3 separate regions of the Mus musculus genome follow, and regions 2 and 3 are each linked to region 1. The links are chromatin contacts, found by Hi-C or POLR2A ChIA-PET in ENCODE. All regions are on one chromosome and are shown on one strand. Each heading gives the region's core, a stretch centred on a gene start or an enhancer-like site at or near the end of the contact. The rest is flanking DNA. Distances are from core to core; before and after follow the strand shown. Region 1 holds the start of 4930505A04Rik (RIKEN cDNA 4930505A04 gene). Region 2 has its middle 8.6 kb from the start of Gm8098. Region 3 overlaps Gm51887 (a long non-coding RNA gene).

Evidence for each region. Hi-C counts contacts between places; a loop is a spot of excess contacts on that map. ChIA-PET counts read pairs that join two places held with the same protein, here RNA polymerase II (POLR2A).
Region 2: a map of heart shows a loop between it and region 1 (1.8-fold over the local background). The contact joins the enhancer-like site here to the promoter of 4930505A04Rik in region 1. A Hi-C loop is called at or near these places in 8 of 37 maps with a recorded cell type or tissue (heart and left cerebral cortex).
Region 3: a loop to region 1 is called in a map of heart, with 1.8 times the contacts of the local background. The contact joins the enhancer-like site here to the promoter of 4930505A04Rik in region 1. A Hi-C loop is called at or near these places in 1 of 37 maps with a recorded cell type or tissue (heart). POLR2A ChIA-PET finds 5 or more read pairs at or near these places in 1 of 5 experiments (embryonic stem cell).

The regions. Positions count from the first base shown.
Region 1 is chr11:30,469,361-30,473,222 of GRCm38, forward strand. It overlaps 4930505A04Rik (RIKEN cDNA 4930505A04 gene), which reads right to left and starts at 2,469. Exons shown (of 5, transcript NM_001100394.1): 1 at 2,382-2,469. The coding sequence starts at 2,404.
Region 2 is chr11:30,256,888-30,260,893 of GRCm38, forward strand. It overlaps a transcript of Sptbn1 not described here. Among named protein-coding and RNA genes, the nearest start is that of Gm8098, 8.6 kb to the right of the region's middle. Within about 2 kb of position 2,189, at least 2 of the 3 ENCODE cell types and tissues checked have a DNase peak (open chromatin) inside an H3K27ac peak, as active enhancers do; they include heart, where a contact is called at or near this core.
Region 3 is chr11:30,228,388-30,232,526 of GRCm38, forward strand. Gm51887 (a long non-coding RNA gene) reads left to right here. Exons shown (of 3, transcript XR_003949652.1): 2 at 2,179-2,770. It also overlaps a transcript of Sptbn1 not described here. Among named protein-coding and RNA genes, the nearest start is that of Gm51887, 8.8 kb to the left of the region's middle. Within about 2 kb of position 1,909, at least 2 of the 3 ENCODE cell types and tissues checked have a DNase peak (open chromatin) inside an H3K27ac peak, as active enhancers do; they include heart, where a contact is called at or near this core.

The DNA.
Region 1 (3,862 bases), core at 1,219-3,718:
CACTAACTGGACTCAACGGGTTAAAAAAGAAGAGAAAAGGAATCAGTGAGAGCCCATGAAGCTGGGTAGATAGGAAGGGGCGGGTGGGTTTGGCAGGCATTAGGGTGGGGGGAAATATGATCTAAATACATTGTATGGTATCTTCAAAAAAATAATAACGTGGTTAAAACAATAACAACAAAGATTCTAGATTTATACTGACAAATGGGTAGTTTTGCCTTATCCGCAACCCTTAAAATATACCTATTACCTTACTTCAAAATGAATCCAGTCCATCATTTCTATTGTAATCTTTCAGTTAACAATCTCGGATAGCTTTCCATTACACTTATAGTAAAACCTAGTCTCCTGATTATATTGAGTGTGCACTGAGGCAGCTAATCTCTTCAATCTCATTCAAGCGTCTTCCCTGTTTTCACTTCTTTTCTCCTCAGGGCACCTGCTCATGCTCTTCCTTCTCCAGCACCACTGGTTTTTCCCAGCTCCCCAGCATCACTTGGGTATCAGTTGAAAAATTTCCCAGATACTTCCTAGAGTCCCCTCCCCATGATGCTCTAGGCGTGTACATTCTTTTGTGGCTCTTACTATAACTCAAATTGTATTTATCTAGCTCTTTGTCTTTACTAAGCACCAGAAATACCCTTATGGATCAATATAAGTTCCATGCAGTGGTGACTATTAGTTCACTGATCACTGCTTGCCTGACACCCATATTCTGTTCAGCTTAGGTAAATGCTTTGTGTTGTACTCTTTATATACTTCAGGTGAATGTCCTAGACTTATTTTTCCACTCTGCCTTTGCTTCAGCTGTACACCCTTAACCCTCACTCCATTCCACATAAAAACATTTTTCAGATTCTTTGTGATCTTATTTCCTTGATTTGTAACAAAAATTGCTGCTTTGCAAAGGATTTAGAAGAACTGATTACTAGAAAAGTGTAAGCAACTTCTAAGATGTTTCTATTATATTCTCAGATCTGTGTATTTACTTAAAAGCTGTAACTTTCTGGTCTGAACTCCTTGGTCTCTGCTTTCTCCATCTGTTTCTCATGGTTGAACACCAACACATCTGTATCAGATCCTTGAAGGAAAGGACTGTAGGTGTTGGTTTACACATTTATGCATTTACTTGGTTCTGTATTTCAAGGTGTGGATGGCTACAGATAAATAAATGCGAAATGCCTGATTCTGTAGAAACATCTTTGTACAATGAAACACCTTATACAGACAAAACACTAATGTGCCTGAGACCCTAGGTTCTATATCAGCAATGCAAACAGTAGCAACAAAACAGAAAGCAGTCAGGCTTGGCTTGGAACCTCTGCCACTTAATATCTAAGGTTCCATTCCTTGATTTATATGAAAGAACAATAGCTATTGTAACTGATGTGAGAAAAAGAGCACTGCTAATGCATTCAGCGGGTCTCTACATGCCAGGTGCTACATGAAGCTCTGAGGATACAGCAGGGAAACAGATGAAAACTCCTGTCTTCACGGGGATTACATTCTAGGGAAGGCAGAGAAGAAATGAAATGGGGCATACACAGTCTATTAGATGGTGCCACATGATAACGACAATTTCCAGCGAGGAAGAGGCATGTAGGTATGTGGGAGGAGAGGCTACGTTTGGGACAGGGTATTTGTGAAGGTGGTAATTGAAAAAAGCAAGGGAGGGATGGGTACAAATTAAGGATATTTGAGGAAGGAACATTCTAGCAGAACCAACTGTAACTGCCAAAACTCTTATCAGAAATGTGTCCATCTTTAGACATAAAGCATGGTCTCCCAAATTATCAGTCAAACACATCTAAAGGTATCAAATAGTAATCTTTGAGGCTTGTTCTTAGGAACTTGTTTCAACCAGTTAGCTGTATGCAGGTGCCAGGGTGATCTAGAGGGCCGTAGCAGGTGTGGTGCGGCAGGCGCAGCCTTGGCTTTACTGTATGTACCCTGTGGAAAACATATTTTTTCCCCTTTTAAAAAGAGGCCATGTTGAAAAGGCTGCAGAGACTAGGGAAGCAAAGCGATGGCTGTATCCATGAGAAGCTGGTACTCGAGACTGAGTGAGGACAAGAGAGGAAGCAATGAACAGTGGAGTATGGATAATTTCAACATTGGAGCCGACAGAATTTGCTGACGAGTTAAATGTGAGGTATGAAGAGTGATTATTTCATGATGGCTTCAAGAAAGCTCAGTAAACGCTGCACTAGGAAAAAAAAAAAAAAAGATACTGTAATCACTCAAACCTTGGAAAGCAGGGGAGGAAACCTATTGGATGTATGTGGCCTGGATCTTATGTGCTGAGCCACTCCCTTAATCTTTTGCAAGAAATAGAAAAGGTTTTCAGAAGGGAAAATAGAAAGCTGAACCCTGGCACTTACTGCTGCTTCTCCTCTCCCTCCATGGCCCCCTCCAGCCTGCCACGTGGCAGCTAGGAGTGTCAAGAGAGAACACTGACCTATTCTTGCTAGAAAGGGGCTCCAGAGCGCTGCCACTGTGACTCCAGCGTTGCTAGGCGACTGAGAGCTCAGGAAGAAAAACACAAGCGACTGGGGACTGTGCGCAAGCGCAGTAAGTGTGCTCTGTTGGGCTTTCGCAGCTGGGTGTGGCTTGCTTCAATCCGGGAGGGAAAGAGTCCCTTGGTTTTTAACTACAGCCTTAGGTTGGACAGTGAGTTTGAAGTTGTAGAGCCCTAAACCTAGTGGGGAATCAGCCCAAAACCTAGTGGGGAGCCAGCCCTGTTGGGTTTGAGGAGTGAGCAAGGAAGGCTTCCAGGTCTCCCCCGCTGCCCGTGGAAACCTGTTTTCCATGAGCACTTCAGAGCTGTGCAAGTCCCGATTCTCATGGGGAAGCTTGGCTATCACTTTTTGACAGAATCTGAAGCTTTAAAATAGAACAAAGGAACGCTGCTCTGCAAATGAGGCTACCTGTAGTTTGTGCATCTGCCCTGTCTGAGCGAGGGTTCAGGAGACTGCAGGTTTAGGCAGACTCCCAGCTTGCATGGCTGCACTTTTCCAAAAGCCCAAGCTCCAGGGAAAAGACCTGGACGATCATCTAGCACCTTGAGCCTGGAAATTTTTACTCCATTTTCCAGTTTCCACTACCAGAGCCAAATGCCCTTGGCACGTGTGATAACTAAACCGTTTTTCTGTATAGGAAAGGAAATGGGGTTAGAGATGTTTCTATTGAACTGAACTCTGCTGTGTATGAGGAATGTGCATAAGCATGGGAAGCCAAAGTCATTTTGTAAATTTATATTCGCGTGGGACAGATGTGGGGTAGTGGAGGCTGGCCTTTTACTCAGGTCCTAAAGTCCTGTTAGGGAGAAGAGATTGTGGATACATTTGACATCCAGCAACCTACATACTTGAGTGTGGACTGTATGTGTCTCTGAATAGGGAGTTATGGGTCACCAAATATGAGGGAAATGGCTTGGAGAACCAGAAAGCTAGGAAGGGAGGGGATGGCATGCATGTTTGCTGAGCCAAGCATTCATTGGACCCACTATCCACAGGGAGAAACGTAGTTGAATCCTAACCATCAAACTGATTATGCACATAGGCCCTGGGAGCAACTGGTGTTTGCCTTGTGGATTCACCTCTTGCTAGCTTGTACATAAGGGAGACATTTAGTATCTCAGAGCCTAAAATTCTTCATTCACAAAATCTGAAAATGCCTAGTGAACTGGCTGGCTTGGTGGTTAACTTTACGTAAGCTAGAGTCATTAGACAGGGAGGAGCCTCAGTTGAAATGCTTCCATGAGATCCAGCTATAAGGCATTTTCTCAATTAGTGATCAATGGAGGAGGGAACAGCCCATTATGGGTGGTGCCATTCCTGGGCTGGTGGTCCTGGGTTCTGTA
Region 2 (4,006 bases), core at 939-3,438, 210 kb before region 1:
CTGCATTTGCTCACAGAAACTGAAGACTCTCCAACTATAAGGAAGGAGCAAACACGGAAAAGAAAGACCATATCAAAAGAAAGACATTGGACCTCTGCTGCTTAGCCCTAGGCAGGTGGACCCTGCCTGTCCTTGTAACAAACACTATTAACTGGGTGTAGTCTAGAAGATAATTCTAGTTTTTAACGTGCTCCATTACTACTACCAAGAAAGAAAAGTTGAACATAATAATACATCTTGTAAAAGTTGAGCATTGATCCCTAATTGTTAATATTTGGGGAAAAAATAAAGTCCTCTTCAAAAACAAAGCCAAATGGCTAACTACATGTTGCAACATTCCATTCTGTGGAAAAAAAAAATATATCTTCTGAGCACATTTGAGACTTTTGCTCAGCTGCCAAACATTCCAGCATGAGGCCAACTATTCATGTGTTACATTAAATGTCTAGTGGAAGTAGAAAATATTGAGGAACAATTCTGAAGCATGATCCATTCAAGTCACAATTTCATGTAATCACATTTGCTTCTGCAAGAGGCAGCCCAGCAATAATATATGCTACCATTAATATGAGCACACACACAAACACTAGTAATTCATCAGAAAAATACATACAAAATAATGACTAATATACATAAAGAACTTTCTTCAAGATAAGATGTAAATCGGCCCGATCTCTTGTTATGCTTCTCCCTTTCAAGGTCCAAGCAAGTTTTTTAGAACTCCTCTGAATGCTAATGTTCAAACTGTCAGGAACAAAATATAAGTGAGAAATTAGCTGATTGTCCAGGAAAGTCAAGAATTCCTTTAGCAATGGATTTTGATCTTAAAACAAGCAAACAAACTGACCACAAAACCTTTAAAAACTTCTCTTCAGAAACAAACCAGAATGGTTAACCTCATACTGGTAGATTTCATGTTCTGGGATCTTTCCTTCCCAAATGACACATAAATGTCTTTGCTCTGGATTAAGGTCTTTTTTTCAGCTCCACCCCAAAGATAAACTGGGAATCTGTGGACAGCTGACAGCATAGAGCTGTCAAGTGCTGTGAGACGGACCAGACCCCTTTCTGAGATGCCACCTGACTGATACCTCTCTCTGGACACCACATGCTTCTCAAAATAGTGGCAGGTGCTCTCATGCACTCAGAACTCCAGCCAAGGCCACATTCCAGCTCCCTGCTCTCATCCAGCCTGGGCCACTGGGACCCTTTGGCAATGCTTGGGCTGGCTGCCACCTCAATGTCAAGACTTAACATTTGTAGCTGCCTAAAGGTCAGGCTGAGGTCTCTACCCAGTCCAGAAGGACAGATACAAAAGCCATCAAGGGTTTCTCTTAATGGGTTTCTGCCATTTGCTAAGAAGGTTCCAGTCAGGTTGGAAGCTTCTGAATCCTGCATCTGTGTGAAAGAAATCTACCCAGTGCTGTCCAATGCCACCACCAGCCCAGTCCCCATAAAACTGGGAGAGGAATTGTCACCGCCATTTAAAACACTTCCTGTTTAAGTCAAGAAGAATAACAACATTTGCCATTTTTCTGGAGGCCCACCACCCCAAACATGACTAACAACAAACCCAAAGTGCCAACAGAAATGGCTAGAAACGACACTCTTTGGTTTTCTGCTAAAAGGGTTTCTGCTTTCTTTCCCTGGAAATTAATTCCAGTTTGTCAGAAAGGGGCCAGCCACAAGACCAAGGCAACAAAGTCCCCTGCCTTCTTCTATCTGATGTCCTAGGGATCACCAAGCTGGCCTAGCTATCAAGTATATCTATTGTTCTTTTCTTACTAAAATGAGATCTACAATTATCTTCCCAAGTCAAGTAATTCAAAGACCCTAAGAAAACCAAGATCTAATCGACACTTTCAACAGTTACAACTAAGTTCAATGCAGTAAAATGTATTACAATAAAATCCAGACTGTATAGCCACATCCATTCTGTTAGCAACACATTATGGGATAGTCGCTTCAATGACTCTCAAATCTGAGGACAGAAAGTAAAATCAGATGTTGTCCAACCCATCTGGAGATGCCTCTCAAGGGAACCAATCAACTCTGGTGGGAATTCCTTTCAAAACAAAACAGAAAGCACACATTACTTAATGGGAACTTCATGTCTGGTAATTTTCCACTGGAGAGAAATATCTATCATGAATACAGTTTGGATTCTGTTTCGTTACCACCTTTCTTTAACTTTAAAAGAATAGAGCACCAGACAGTGTTCATGTATGGGATGTAACCAGCACGGCTGTGCTGCCAGGCTTTTGTAGAGATGGACGACAGCATCATGTGATTACACAGACTGTCAAGCCCCTGTGACCTAGTTTAAGATCTGATGACTGGTCCTTACGGTGATTGGTGAGATGCTGGGGGGGGGGGGAGGGTATTAAACACCAAAATGTTAATGCTCAGTGCCTGCTTCTGGGTTGTGAGATACCTGATCATCTGCATCCTCTTGTGTTCATCTTCATTTTCCAAACTACGTAGAACATTCATCTACTATTTTGATAATAAAATTATTTTTAAAATACCTTTGAGCCAGGCATAGTGATTCAGGCCTCAAATCCCAGCCCTTGGAAGACTGTGACAATTGGATTAGTTCATGTTCTAGGCCAACCTGAGCTATACAGTAAGTCCTAGGACAGCAAGCTACCCAACAAGGCTCTGTCTCCAAAACAAACAAAAACAAAAACAGAAACAAATAAAACCCATACATATATATATAAATATAAATACACACACACACACACACACACACACACACACACACACACACACACACACACACCCTAGGGGTCAACCTAGGTGTCTTCCTTAGGAGCCATCCATCTTTTCTAAAATTGTACTTTAAAATAGCTTTTCCTGCATGTATGTATGTACACCATGTGTCAGCCTGGTACCTTCAGAGGCCAGAAGAGGGAGCTGGGTCCCCTAGAATTAGAGTTATAGAAAGTTGTGAGCTGCCATTTGGGTGCTGGGAACTGAACCTGGGTTCTCTGCTTTTCACGGCTGAGATATCTCTCTAGCCCACACTGTACTTTTTTAAACAAGGTTTAATTGGCCTGGAGCTCACCAATTAGGACAGGCTACATAGCCAGGATGCACCAAGAATCCACCTGTCTCTGCATATCTCAACACTGAAATTACAAGCTTTTACACTGAAATTACAAGCCTAGCAAACATAGAAGTGGATGCTCACAGTCGGCTATTGGATGGATCACATGGCCCCCAATGAAGGAGCTAGAGAAAGTACCAAAGAAGCTAAAGGGATCTGCAACCCTATAGGTGGAACAACATTATGAACTAACCAGTACCCCGGAGCTCTTGACTCTAGCTGCATATGCATCAAAAGATGGCCTAGTCGGCCATCACTGGAAAGAGAGGCCCATTGGACACGCAAACTTTATATGCCCCAGTACAGGGGAACGCCAGGGCCATAAAAGGGGAGTGGGTGGGTAGGGGAGAGGGGGTGGGTGGCTATGGGGGACTTTTGGTATAGCATTGCAAATGTAAATGAGCGAAATACCTAATAAAAAATGGAAAAAAAAAATTAGATATTTTCTTTATTTACATTTCAAATGCTATCCTGAAAGTTCCCCGTTCCCTCCCCCCGCCTTGCTCCCCTACCCACCCACTCCCACTTCTTGGCCCTGGCATTCCCCTGTACTGGGGCATATAAAGTTTGCAAGACCAAGTGGCCTCTCTTTCCAATGATGTCTGACTAGGCCATCTTCTGATACATATGCAGCTAGAGACACGAGCTCTGGGGATACTGGTTAGTTTGTATTGTTGTTTACAAGCTTTTTTTATATGAGTTTGGAGGGACGGCTAAACTTAGGACTTCAGGCTGGTAGCAAGCACTTTTCTAACTAAGGTATCTATCAGCTGTATATTATGTATTTCTGTTACAATGATTTATGCTAATTCATGCTTTTCTGAAAGCATATGTTCTTTACACACAATTGGAGAGACATCTAATATACCATCTACATTAGCAGACATTATAAAA
Region 3 (4,139 bases), core at 659-3,158, 240 kb before region 1:
ATCCAATTTTCTGAGGAACCACCAGACTGATTTCCAGAATGGATATACCAGCTTGCAATCCCACCAGCAATGGAGGAGTGTTCCTCTTTCTCCACATCCTCACCAGCATCTGCTGTCACCTGAATTTTTGATCTTAGCCATTCTGACTGGTGTGAGGTGGAATCTCAGGGTTGTTTTGATTTGCATTTCACTGATGATTAAGGATGTTGAACATTTTTTCAGGTGCTTCTCAGTCATTTCGTATTCCTCAGTTGAGAATTCTTTTCTTTTTTCTTTTTTTTTTTTTTTGACTCGTGAGAATAGTTTATTTTTTTATTATTTTTTTTTAGACATAAGCAAGGGTGTCTTTCAGAAAATATGGCTTATTGTAGAAGCATAAGATAAGGTATTTCTGTGTTTTTTTCTTTTTTATGAGTTTTTATTAGATTTTTTAAAAATATTTTTATTACATATTTTCCTCAATTACATTTCCAATGCTATCCTAAAAGTCCGCCATACCCTCCCCCCCTACTTCCCTACCCACCCATTCCCATTTTTTTTATTTAGCTCTGTACCCCGTTTTTTAATGAGGTTATTTGATTTTCTGGAGTCCAGCTTCTTGAGTTCTTTGTATATATTGGATATTAGTCCCCTATCAGATTTAGGATTGGTAAAGATCCTTTTCCAATGTGTTGGTGGCCTTTTTGTCTTATTGACAGTGTCTTTTGCCTTACAGAAACAATTAATTTAGGAAATTCTTAGGCAAATGGATGGATCTGAAGGATATCTTCCTGAGTGAGGTAACTCAATCACAAAAGAACTCACACGATATGTACTTACTTATAAGTTGATATTAGCCCAGAAACTTAGAATACTGAAGATACAATCTGCAAAACACATGAAACGCAAGAAGAAAGAAGACCAAAGTGTGGGTACTTCGTTCCTCCTTAGAATGGGGAACAATATACCCATGGAAGGAGTTATAGAGACCAAGTTTGGAGCTGAGACAGAAGGAAGGACTATCCAGAGACTGCCCTACCCGGGGATCCATCCCATAAACAGCCACTAAACCCAGACACTATTGCATATGTGAGCAAGATTTTGCTGACAGGGCCCTGATACAGCTGTCTCTTGTGAGGCTATGCCAGTGCTTGGCAAATACAGAAATGGATGTTCACAGTCATCTACTGGATGGAGCACAGGGACCCCAATGGAGGAGCTGGAGAAAGTACCCAAGGAGCTGAAGGGGTCTGCAACCCTATAGGAGGAACAACAATATGAACTAACCAGCACCTCCCAGAGCTTGTATCTCTAGTTGCATATGTAGCAGGAGATGGCCTAGTCGGCTATCACTGGGAGGAGAAGCCCTTGGTCTTGCAAAGATTATATGCCCCAGTACAGGAGAATGCCAGGGCCAGGAGGCAGGAGTGTGTGGGTTGGGGAGCGGGGTGGGGGGAGGGTATAGGGGACTTTCAGGATAGAATTTGAAATGTAAATGAACAAAATATCTAATAATAATAATAAAAAGAATGCCTGTTGCCTGCAGAGGCCAGAGAAGGGCATCAGAGCCCCTAGAACTGGAGTTACAGATGGTTGCCAGCCAACTTGCAGGTGCTGGAAATAGAATCCAGTTGCAGCCAGTACTCTAAACTGCTGAGCCATCTCTCCAGCCCCCTTAGTAAACATTTAAAGAGTAAATTGAATGCTTGAGTTTCTCAGCTTCACTAAGTGTTAGAGTGCTTTCTGCACGAAATCTTCTACTATCACAGAGAAAAGCATCTTCATTTTATGAAATTGTAAATTTGTCCAAATGTAAGTTATAAAAAACTTAAAACAGATCAGTCTGGGTGTGGTGGGATCTTAGCATTCACGAAGCAAACCAAGGTAATTCCTGTGATAGGAAGGGGGACGGCTACAGAGGCAGGGCACATTAGCTCCCCTATGCCCTTGAAACACAGAGAACATGGCAGCAATGTCACAGAGGCTTCTCTTGCTATAATGGCAGAGCCAACAAGCCTGAGTTCTGAGTAATTCTAGGACAGCATAACAGCGATGTAGCCAAGCCCTTCCCCATGGTCTCAGTGCACACTGCGCAATGGGGAAACAACAACCTTGAGAGGCAGTTTGCCCTTGGTCTGGCAATTCAGTTTTCTCATTAACATTCAGTCTGATGGGGTAACTGTGTTAATCATTTTCTAGGTGAAAACCCTGCAGATCTGTCACCCATGTATACACAGTCCCACAGTACATTCTCCAAGGTGAATACTTCTCTTCCTCTAAATAGTAGGAAGTCTGTTTCATCTCCTCTCTGCTTCTGTTGCCAGAAACAGGCGCCGTGTCAGGAGCAGCCTTCTCTGTATATGGCAATCCTCCAGAGGAGGGGTTTGCAGGCAAATCTAGACCCTTCTGACCATCTCCAGAGCACAAAGGGATGCACCTGAGCATTGTGGGACACACTCCTTAGGTTCTGTACTGTTCCCTGACAACCCTAACAAACCTTCACCATCAGCTTCCAGAAGTTGGAGGAGATGAGACCTGGGGTCAGAAGACAGAAGTGGGGTAGTAGGAACAGGGTTTCACTAAAGAGGGCGTTAAAGAGTTCTCACTTCCCACCATTCCTCAGAGCCTTCCTCAATGCTTTTCTTTGCCCAGAGTCCCCAGAGTCAAGTTGGGGCCGTAACCCTGGTACTCTATGCCAGCAAGGGACACTCAGCTACCAATTGCCATCAATGTGATCAAACTATCAAGGAGCATCAATAAACCAAGGAACATGAAGGAGAAAGTTGAACAGGTAAGTCTGCTCTGGATAACACCTCAATTCATACAGTGCTGGGAATGGTCAGTTAAGCCAAACACTGCCAAAATTATCTGTACTGTTGCCTAAAGGGGGAGCAAAAAGGGTTCTACAATGGGTAGAGGAGTCCAGCTATTTTGAGATGCTTATCTCAGAATAAATAGTACCCAGGACCAAAGGTACTATCTTAACTACTTCGACATACTAGTTTCTAGAAGGGAGGAGTGGGGAAGAACACCAAGGGAGTTTCTCCACCTCTTGTAGTAAGCTCATGTGGGGAAACAGAACTTCCTGACAGGATGAGGACAGGGTGTGAGTCTGCCTCCTTACCAGGGAAGCAAAGTCCCACTCTCTGTGGCTGCTCAACATGAATCTTTGCAGTGCGTACTCTACAGGCCTCCTGAGAAGTCACCAACGAACCCTTCTGGAAACAGACCATTTTCAAGTCAGCTCTAGCAGGGGATATAGACCAAGACACTTAGCTGCCCATCACCTCACTCTTGCTCTGTATAAAGGCCTAGGATGGTCACTGCATTCTGACAGCACATCTCAAGCACCAGTGGGGTCAGTGGTTTAGAAATTACCTGCACACATCCACCTCTGCACTGAGCAAAACAAGTTTATCTCTAGCAGCCTCAACCTGAACAGTGGGAGTACAACGAATATGGAGCCTATTCTAGAATCCTCCAACCAGTTTTAGAATTCAGGCACTCTGACTTAGATCTCTTTTTCTGCTGCCTGAAACCCGAGTCTTACAGTAAGGTATCTTAATCATAATTGTGTAGCTATTTAAGATAAGCCTTCAGCCAACAAATGTAACTACTTAGTCATTAAAAAAAATGAAAAAAGCCTAAAACTTTCATTTCATTCCCTCACTTTAGTAGATTATAGACTAGAGAAAAACAAAAACAAATCCTAAGAAATGAACAATTATCATAACGAAAGTAGAAAGCATTATAATAGCAAGATGGCAGAAATACCGATTACATTTCAATTACCATTTGTGCCTTCATCTAGGAAACATGTCCTCCACTGGAAAGGACCCAGTCTAACAGCTGCATTGCTTTTTCTACTTTCACAAACACTGGAAAGGTTAGCCAAATCTCTCCACTGGCTGCCAGCCAAGGCTTTATTATTATTATACACTCTTAGCTCCTAGTGAGAAATGTGGGCTCAAGGAAGAGGGAGAGCCAAGCAGCAAGAGGGGGCTCATAATCAGGTTCAGATGGGAAGGTTTCTCCATCTGCCAGAAAAATACCTTCCATATCTAGTCTATTACCATCAGCCTTTATTAATTTAATTAGATAATTGCAAATGTTGTGCTTTTAGAACACCATTTTGAGACTTATCTGTGGAACAATTTTTC